2 separate regions of the Homo sapiens genome follow, and region 2 is linked to region 1. A link is an interaction called in ENCODE POLR2A ChIA-PET data of the cell type or tissue named here. Cell type or tissue: Panc1. All regions are shown on one strand. Links, peaks and the distances in the headings refer to the core of each region. The heading gives the core; the rest is flanking DNA.

The links. ChIA-PET counts read pairs that join two places held together with the same protein. Peaks named below come from ENCODE experiments on the same cell type or tissue, not always from the same donor. Only the 100,000 strongest peaks of a DNase experiment are listed, where the experiment ranks them.
Region 2: POLR2A ChIA-PET joins it to region 1 with 13 read pairs; 2 of 35 experiments call an interaction of 5 or more read pairs at or near these places.

What each region holds. Positions count from the first base shown.
Region 1 is chr15:71,689,492-71,693,884 of GRCh38, reverse strand. The region is part of intron 8 of THSD4 (thrombospondin type 1 domain containing 4); the gene reads right to left. THSD4-AS2 (THSD4 antisense RNA 2) reads left to right here and starts at 2,346. Exons shown (of 3, transcript NR_120346.1): 1 at 2,346-2,519; 2 at 3,115-3,225; 3 at 3,331-4,393. In Panc1, for the core only: no CTCF peak of the experiment used is centred there; a DNase peak (open chromatin) is centred at 1,929.
Region 2 is chr15:71,320,794-71,325,186 of GRCh38, reverse strand. All of the region lies in intron 6 of THSD4 (thrombospondin type 1 domain containing 4), which reads right to left. Among named protein-coding and RNA genes, the nearest start is that of THSD4-AS1, 130 kb to the right of the region's middle. In Panc1, for the core only: no CTCF peak of the experiment used is centred there; no DNase peak of the experiment used is centred there.

The DNA of each region.
Region 1 (4,393 bases), core at 295-4,294:
CACATAGCTGGGGAAGCCTCACAATCATGGCAGGAGATGAAGGAAGAGCAAAGGGATGTCTTACATGGTGGCAGGCGAGAGAGTAGGAGCCAAGTGAAAGGCGAAACCCCTTAGAAAATCATCAAATCTCGGGAGACTTGTTCATTACCATGAGAACAGCATAGGGGAAACCGCCTCCATGATTCAATTATCTCCCACTGGGTCTCTCCTACAACCCATGGGAATTATGGGAGCTACAATTCAAGGTGAGATTTGGGTGGAGACACAGCCAAACCATATCAAGTGGTGAGATCATGGCTCACTGCAACCTCCTGGGCTCAAAGCCATCCTCTCACCTCAGCCTCCAAGTAGCTGGGACTACCGGTGTGCACTACAACACCTGGCTAATTTTTGTATTTTTTGTACAGACCAGGTTTCATCATGTGGACCAAGCTGGTCTTGAACTCCTGGGCTCAAGCAATCTGCCCACCTTGGCCTCCCAAAGTGCTGGGATTACAGGTGTGAGCCACCAAGCCCAGTTGGCTTTGTTTCTTTATCCACCAATTTAGGATCCTTGCTGCTACTGGATCTAAAGAGACAGATCATGAGACTTGGACCTCCTTTTCCTTCTGCCTCACCAGAAAGAATGTATGGATCACCCCAGGATGCTTCCTGCTAAGAGGTTTTTGTGGCCTTACACATCCTTTGATAGCAATGAAAAATGTCTGTCTACTAAAAGGTTTTCCTGATTTTCCTTTCCCATAGGCTAGGTTTCCCCCCACCCTCCCCACATCCTGAAATTATTGAGCTAACATCAGGGTTGATTTCATCTTCAAACGAACCTATCACTAAACATTCAGAACCATAGCAAGAAATTTGAGACCTTTTTATCTCCCTTTAAAAGCAATTTGGACTTCACTCTCATCTGTTTAGGAAACTGCTCTTCCTTAAGTTATTATTCTTTGCCCACTTGGAAGTTTTATGGAATTGTAATTTCAGGAGACTGACTTGTAAATCGTTTCTTTAAATACTTAAAAGCTAGCTTTAAACATTAAAATATGACCTCGGTCAGCATTTCCCCAAATTGTCTTCCCTGGAACATGAGTCCCTTCAGAGGACAGCGCTTCTTATTACCAGGAACACAGCCAGCAGACGTCATCTGCAGCACCTTGGTGCCACTCTCTGCCTCCCCACTTTCTCCTGCTGCTTCCCTTTAAGTACCCTCAGAGGTCAGAGCGACACTCCAACTCAGAGATCTCCTAGTTAACTCCATCAAGCACAGAGGAGGAGACACAGAGTTGAACAACTTGAGAGTTGGGCTCTGGTGGCTAAGCTGAGGTCACCCTGGCCAGCTCCTGACCTACAGTTTACTGGTAGCTCCCTGTACACTGCAGAGCTAAATCTTCCAACTCGGTGAATGAAACAAAACAAAAAACAAAACAAAACAAAAACAAAAAATCTACAGTGGAAGAATATATGTCCTGCCATAAAGTACAGCTTTGACTCTGGCTAAATCACCTTGGCATCTAACAACATAAAAGTGGGGAAAAAAGTCCTCTCGTGTTTTGAGGGATGCTCTGGAATCATAGTTCCAGCCAGATGACCTCATAAGCTATGTAATTCTTGAAACCCATAGCAGCAGTTCAGTTTAGAATAATAGAAACATTGAAATTAACTCATCTTTAACGTACACGTGCACATACACCCACGTCTCCTTTATCAGTCTGTGCCTAGATGTTCTGGAACACTCCTTTGTATATATTAATGTCCTGGTATTTTGTTACTCTTAAACTAATTACATGGGAAGCTAGCCAGATGGAGGCTCTGGTCATTTGGATAGAGAACACACCCATGTGATTACTTGTTACTTTTGGTGAACGTCCCAGCTGGAATGTTGTTATCCCTCCCAGAGAGGTTAAACATTCCAGCCCAACCACACTGCTGTGTTTGGCTACTTGAGGTTTCCACCTGGACGGCTTGATCTTCGGGAATCTTGATTCTAGTTTCATTCTCATTCCCCTGGGGATACGCTATGCCAATCTCTCATGTATTCGCCATGTCCAGCTGCCTGGAGTCCATCTGAGCCTCCCAGCAATGGTTCACTAGGGATCCCCAGGGCAAGGCAGTCCTGTGCTAGACAAGGGAGAGAATGTCAATCTCTCTCACACCCTAAAAAAAGAGAAACACTTCCCAGGGGAGGGAAGAAAAGGCACAGTTCAACTCATCATTACTAAAAGAGACCATGTGTTGAGAGCTGACTGCATGCCAGGTAATCAACCAGGAGTACATTCTGTAGTTTAATCCTGTAATGATTCCTGCTTTAGAGCATAAAGGTCAGAGAAATGAAACAATCTGAGCAAGGCTGTGAAGCCAGAAAGTGATGGCACTGCCTCACTCAGCTCTGCCTCGATCCAACGTCTGTGCTCCTTCCCGTCCAGACAAGCTGCTCCTTAACGATCAGCTAACACCTGAACAGGCATGGTCTCCAGCCAGGTGAAGTCCCTGCCTTGAGTAGCAGGATGTGTTGATGATAAAGGAAGGTGAGTGTATTCTTTTCCTATTTGCTGTTGTAACAAATCACCATTCACTTAGTGGCTTAAAGCAACATAAATGTATTATCTTGCAGTTCTGGAGGTCAGAAGTCTGAAATGGATTTTGCTGGGCTAAAATCAAGGAGTTGGCAGGGCTGTGTTCCTTTACGGAAGCTTTAGGGGAAAAATTGTTTCCTTGCCTTTCCAGCTGCTAGAGTTGTATTTCTTGCACTCCTTAGTTTGTGGCCCCTTCCTTCATCTGCAAAGCCCGCAGTTCAGCCTCTTCAAATCTCTTCCTGACTCAACTCTTCGTCCTGCCCCTTCTACCTAGAAGGACCCTTGTGGTTACACTGGACTCACCTGGATAATCCAGGGTAATCTTTCCATCACAAGGGTCTTCATTAGGACCTTAATTCCATCTGTAACATTAATTCCCCTTTGCCATGTGATATGGTTTGGCTGTATTCCCATCCAAATCTCATCTTGAATTCTCACATGTTGTGGAAGGGACCTTGTGGGAGGTAATTGAATCATGGGGGCAGGTCTTTGCCATGCTGTTCTCATGACAGTGAATAAGTCTCACAAGATCTGATGGTTTTATAAGGAGGAGTTTCCCTGCACAACCTTTTTTTGCCTGCTGCCATCCATGTAAGATGTGACTTGCTCCTCCTTGCCTTCTGCCATGATTGTGAGGCCTCCCCAACCACATGAAACTGTAAGTCATTAAACTTCTTTCTTTTGTAAATTGCCCAGTCTAGGAGATGTCTTTATCAGCAGTGTGAAATGGACTAATACACCATGTAACTTAACATGTTCACAGGTTCTCGGGAGTAGGCTGTGGACAACTTTGGGGGGCCATTATTCTGTCTACCATAGTGAGTATCAGTAAGACTCGGTCCTCCTTGCCATCTCAGGTCCCCACGCCCCAGTCAGGCATGTATACTGACTCTTGGCTCCTACTCTGCTAGACGACCTTGTGACTATCTAGAAGTACAGACTCAGGCACCATCCCAGGAGGTGGGGAGTGGCAGCTGCAGCTGCATGCCACAAGGACCCCAGATTCTCAGCAAGGATTCTGGGCTTTTGTGATTCCGAAGAAAGAGCCAGCAACACCAAAGAGGACAGTTCCACCAAAAGATCTTAAAAAATGTAAGGCTCAGGCAATTACCCATTAATCACAAAACCTCAATACAACTCCAGGGCCAGAGCCAAAGGCAAGGATGGCCCTTCTGCAAAGATCACTCTGGCTGAAATTTGACTTATTTTTCCACCAAAGATTGACTTTGATGCTTAATTGAATCTGATTCCACTGGGATAAAAAATCTTAATTGGAGAAGAGTTTGGGGGCATTTACTCTATTTCATGCATCACCAGTGGGAAGTTTGAAGCGGCATATTTTGGTTAAATATCAAGGACTTTTGAAGAGCAAGACCTGTTCAGGGTTGAAGAGGTTGCCTCATGAAAAAGTCAGCTCTAAGCCTCCACTCACGTTCAGGGACGGGGAAGAACACCCAAACAGGTTGCTCCAGAAAGGATTCTGGACTCAGAACCCAAACTGGAGGGAAATAACACCCGAGGAATCTCTTCCATTGTCCAGAAGAGGTGCTGGCACTTTCATGTGTACATCTTCTCAATCCCCATGATCTCAATGAGGGTGATGGTATCAGTTCCATTTTATGGATGCAGAAACTGAGGTGATGCACGCAGTCTTGCCCCAAGTGACAAATCTCATCCAGCACAGAGCTAGGAGGATGGTGTAGGTCTTTTTCTATCCCACACACCTCTCTGGTTAGGCGTGAAGCCTGGAGGAACTTGGCTCTCCTTTGTGGGTTACTGATTTTATGACAGCACTGAGGGGGAAGGCTTATTCTGTATATGGAGGC
Region 2 (4,393 bases), core at 331-4,330, 370 kb after region 1:
ATAACCCACATCTTCAGCAAGAAGGGTTGGTTATATAAATTATACACTCAGAGCAAATTATGTGAATAGATATTTCTTTAAAGAAGATATACAAATGGCCGACAAACATGAAAAAATGCTCTACATCACTAATCATCAGGGCAATGCAAATGAAAACCACAATGAGATACCTACTTACTCCTGCAAGAATGGCCATTAAAAAGTCAGAAAACAATAGGTATTGGCGTGGATGTGGTGAAAAGGGAACACTTATACACAGCTGGTGAGAATGTAAATTAGTACAACCTCTATGGGAAACAGTCTGGAGATTTCTTAAATAACTAAAAGTAGATCTACCATTCCATCCAGCAATCCTACCAAGGGGTATCTACCCAAAGGAAAAGAAGTCATTATATCAAAAAGACACCTGCACATGTATGTTTTATTGCAGCACAATTCACGATTGTAAAGCTATGGAACTAACCTAAGTGTCCATAGGCCAATGATTGGATAAAGAAAATGTGGTATATATACACCACGGAATAGTACTCAGCCATAAAAGAGGAACAAAATAATGTCTTTGCAGCAACTTGGATGGAGCTGGAGGCCATTATTCCAAGTGAAGTAACTCAGGAATGGAAAACCAAATACTGTATGTTTTCATTTATAAGTGGGAGCTACACTGTGTGTACACAAAGGCATACAGAGTGATATAATCAACTATGGAGACTCAAAATGGGGAGGATGGGAGAGAGCAAGGAAGAAAAAAAGTACACATTGGGTACAATGTACACTACTCAGGTGATGGGTGGGCTCAAATCTCAGACTTCACCACTCTACAATTCATCTGTGTAACCAAAAACTACTTGTACTCCAAAAGCTATTGAAATAAAAAAATATTTTTAAAAAATTATTGCACACTCATATAATGAAATACTATAAAGCTGTATACGGCGCTATCGTGCATGCGTTGTCAAAGGGCCAAACGTTTGTTGTTGGGAGGTTAAAAAAAAAAAAGAACACAAAAAACAGCTATCACAATTATTTGCTACCTTCCAAAGGACCCCAATATATAAACAGATACAGAGTATACCTGCGGTATTAACATTTCATGGTGGTATTCAAAAGGCTCCTATGGGAGCAGTAATGAAGAGAGGGTTGGGAAACACTGCTGTAGTAGAATCACTCACGACAGAGACAGATGCTGAAGATGAGTGCCGCATGAGAAAAGCAAGTTACAGAGGTGCAACACGACTTTGGTAAAATGCATGCACACAAACACAATAATACACACACACACAGAATGATACATTTATATCACTGGAAAACATGGAAACCATAATAGTAGCAGCATTCTTTGAATAGTGGGGTTGCAGATTATTTATACTTTCTTCTTGCTTATCTGCATTCTCTAAAGTTGCTACCATAAATACATTCCTTATGAGAAAAACAACTCTGTGTCTGTTTCTAAGAGTCAGATCATTGCATTACTCTGGTGTTCTGCCAAAGGAATATATAGGCAGCCCTTGATTTTTGCTGCTTCATCCTTTATCTTTCTTCCTATCAATAAGCTTGTGTCTTGCCACCTCGGGACACCCACTCAAGTTAATGATAAGGATCTGCTCTGGCACCCACAGCTTTAAGCTCAAGATGACTACCTGGAACCCAAACCCCCCTGCAGCTCTTCAACCAGTTTTCAGGGAACCTGAGAGAATGGAACAGGCTTTTCTACCTGCCCCCACTGGCTCTCTGAACAATCCCAGTTTCTTTTCAGTTGGCCTCACTGGCTTAAGCTCCTTCTTTCTCCTTTTCTAAGCTGCTACCATGTGTCTAGTTCCTAGACTTCCTCCTGCAAGGCTGGACACAGGCGAACATGAGATTTCTATGTTCTCTTCATGACCTTTAATCCTTGGTTGTGGTAGTCAGCTTCTGAAATGGCCCCCTGCGATTGGCGCCTTCTAGTATCCATGCTTTTGGGTGGTCTCCTCACATACTGAATCTGCACTAGTCTGTGTAACCAATAGAGAATGATGACAGTAAGCACTTCATAACTTTCAAGATGAGGTTAAGGATTAGAAGACTACGATCTTTTTTTTTTTTTTTTTTTTTTTAAGACAGGGTCTCACTCCAACAACCAGGTTGGAGTGGAGTGGCACAGTCACAGCTCACTGCAGCCTCAACCTCCCAGGCTCAGGTGATCCTCCCACCTCAGCCTCCTGAGTAGCTGGGACTACAGGTGTGTGTTACCACACCCAACTAATTTTTGGAGTTTTAGTTGAGACTGAGTTTTGCCATGTTATCCAGGTTGGTCTTGAACTCCTGGGCTCAAGTGATCCCCCCACCTAAGCCTTTTAGGTGCTGGGATTACAGGTGTGAGCCACCATGCCTGGCCACCACCTGGCCTCTGTGATTGGCTGCCTTGAGGAAGGCCAGTCACCGTGTCAGGAGGACACTCAAGCAGCCTTGTGGAGAGGCCCATGTGGAGAGAACTAAGGCCTCCTGCCCACAGCCAGCACCAGGGAGTGAGCTACTTTGGAAGTCCATCCTCCAGCACCAGCCAACCTGACTGCAACCCCATGACAGACACTGAACCAGAACCACCCAGCCAAGCCACTTCTCAATTCCTGACCTATAGAAACGTTTTAAGATAATAAATATTTATTGCTGTTTTTAAGCCACTAGGTTTTAGAATAATTTGTTATGCAGTCATAGACAACGAATACATTTCTGTTTTTAGAATTCTATTACCCCGTATCAGGCCAAATAGACAAAATTTAAAACAGAAGGAAGTCACGAAGATTTAACAGGCCTAGCAAGTTTTTCTGATCTGTTCCTTGGACTAAATTTCCTCACTTTTTTCTGACACATTTTTCTGGATGGTTTTAATAACCAAATATCCTCCAGCAAGGGTTGAGTGTTGTCTAGGTGGCCCGCCTACAGTCTTAGCCTCTCAGACTCTTCAACTCATGGAAATCCTGTTTTCTAGCAAGCAAGTCAGCAGGTACAAATCAGGAGACCAAGGGGTCATTTCCTCAAAGTTCCTAAAAAGTCACTGATACCTTCCAGGCTAAATTCCATAACACTGTATAAACGTCAATGAATTTTAAAAAACCATTATTAGGTGCATTTTAATGTACTCCAAGCTTGTTTTCAACTTAATTTGACCCACTTTTTTTTTTTTAAGTCCATGTGATCATTTTACTCAGTTCTACATTTTCCCTTTAGTTCTAATGGTCTTTGATTGTTGTTAATATTTGCAATTGTTGACTCTGGCTTTTATTTGTTTTTGCTGCTTTTCAGGGTCTTAAGAAAGTAAAATTTTTTGCCCATATTGAATTGACTATAATATTTTAATATTCTTTTAAATATTGCTCACATTAGCCCATTTGTTGTTTTAATAGGTCTTAAGTTGTTTCAGCTGTTTTTCAGTTAAATATTTTAACTTAAAAAAATTGTCTGATGTTACAGCATTTTAAGAATGCAATTACATTTATTTCAGCACTCTCACATTCATAACTGCTTTTAATATTTTAATAACTTAGTTATTAAATAAATCTATTCTTAGAATATGATTTCAAAATGCTGCAGGGAAGGGAAAACAATTTTAAAAGATTCTGTTAACCTTATGTTTTAAAAGAGAAGGCTGATACTAAAGCTTTTTTTGTTATTTTGGAGACGGAATCTCGCTCTGTTGCCCAGGCTGGAGTGCAATGGCGCCATCTTGGCTCACTGCAACCTCTGTCTCCTAGGTTCAAGCGATTCTCCTGCCTCAGCCTCCTGAGTAGCTGAAATTACAGGCGCCTGCCACCATGCTCAGCTAATTTTTGTATTTTTAGTAGAGACAGGGTTTTACCATGTTGGCCAGGCTGGTCTCCAACTCCTGACCTCAGGTGATTCGCCTGCCTCAGCCTCCCAAAGTGCTGGGATTACAGGCTTGAGCCACCGCGCCTGGCCTGATAACAAAAGTTTTACAGAGGGAGTACATGAAGCTGCAGAAGATCTTAGGTCCAGCTCTGGTTATTTCAGTCAAATAACTGGCACATCACTGAGGCAGTCATTTCATCTCTGCTAGTCTCAGCTGATACATCTATAAAACGGGGAATCATGTGTTTTGGGTCAACCTTAGAAGGTTACAGGGCAGCTGTTATGACAGCAGTTCTAATCTTCACAATATACTCTGTTTAAATGTTTTAACGTTTATTTTCAAAACGAATCTTATCTTGCCATGGAATATGGAAAAGCTACATCACTTTCCATGGATAAAAAGTTATAGTAAAATAAATACAAAAGAAAATGAAACCATGTTATTAAATCCTAGCTAGACACAATTGAAGACTAGCTCAATTTGAGAACTGTTAAAGACATAACTAGCATAACATCTTCCTTGATGTTGAAAAAAAAAGATGTCTGGAGT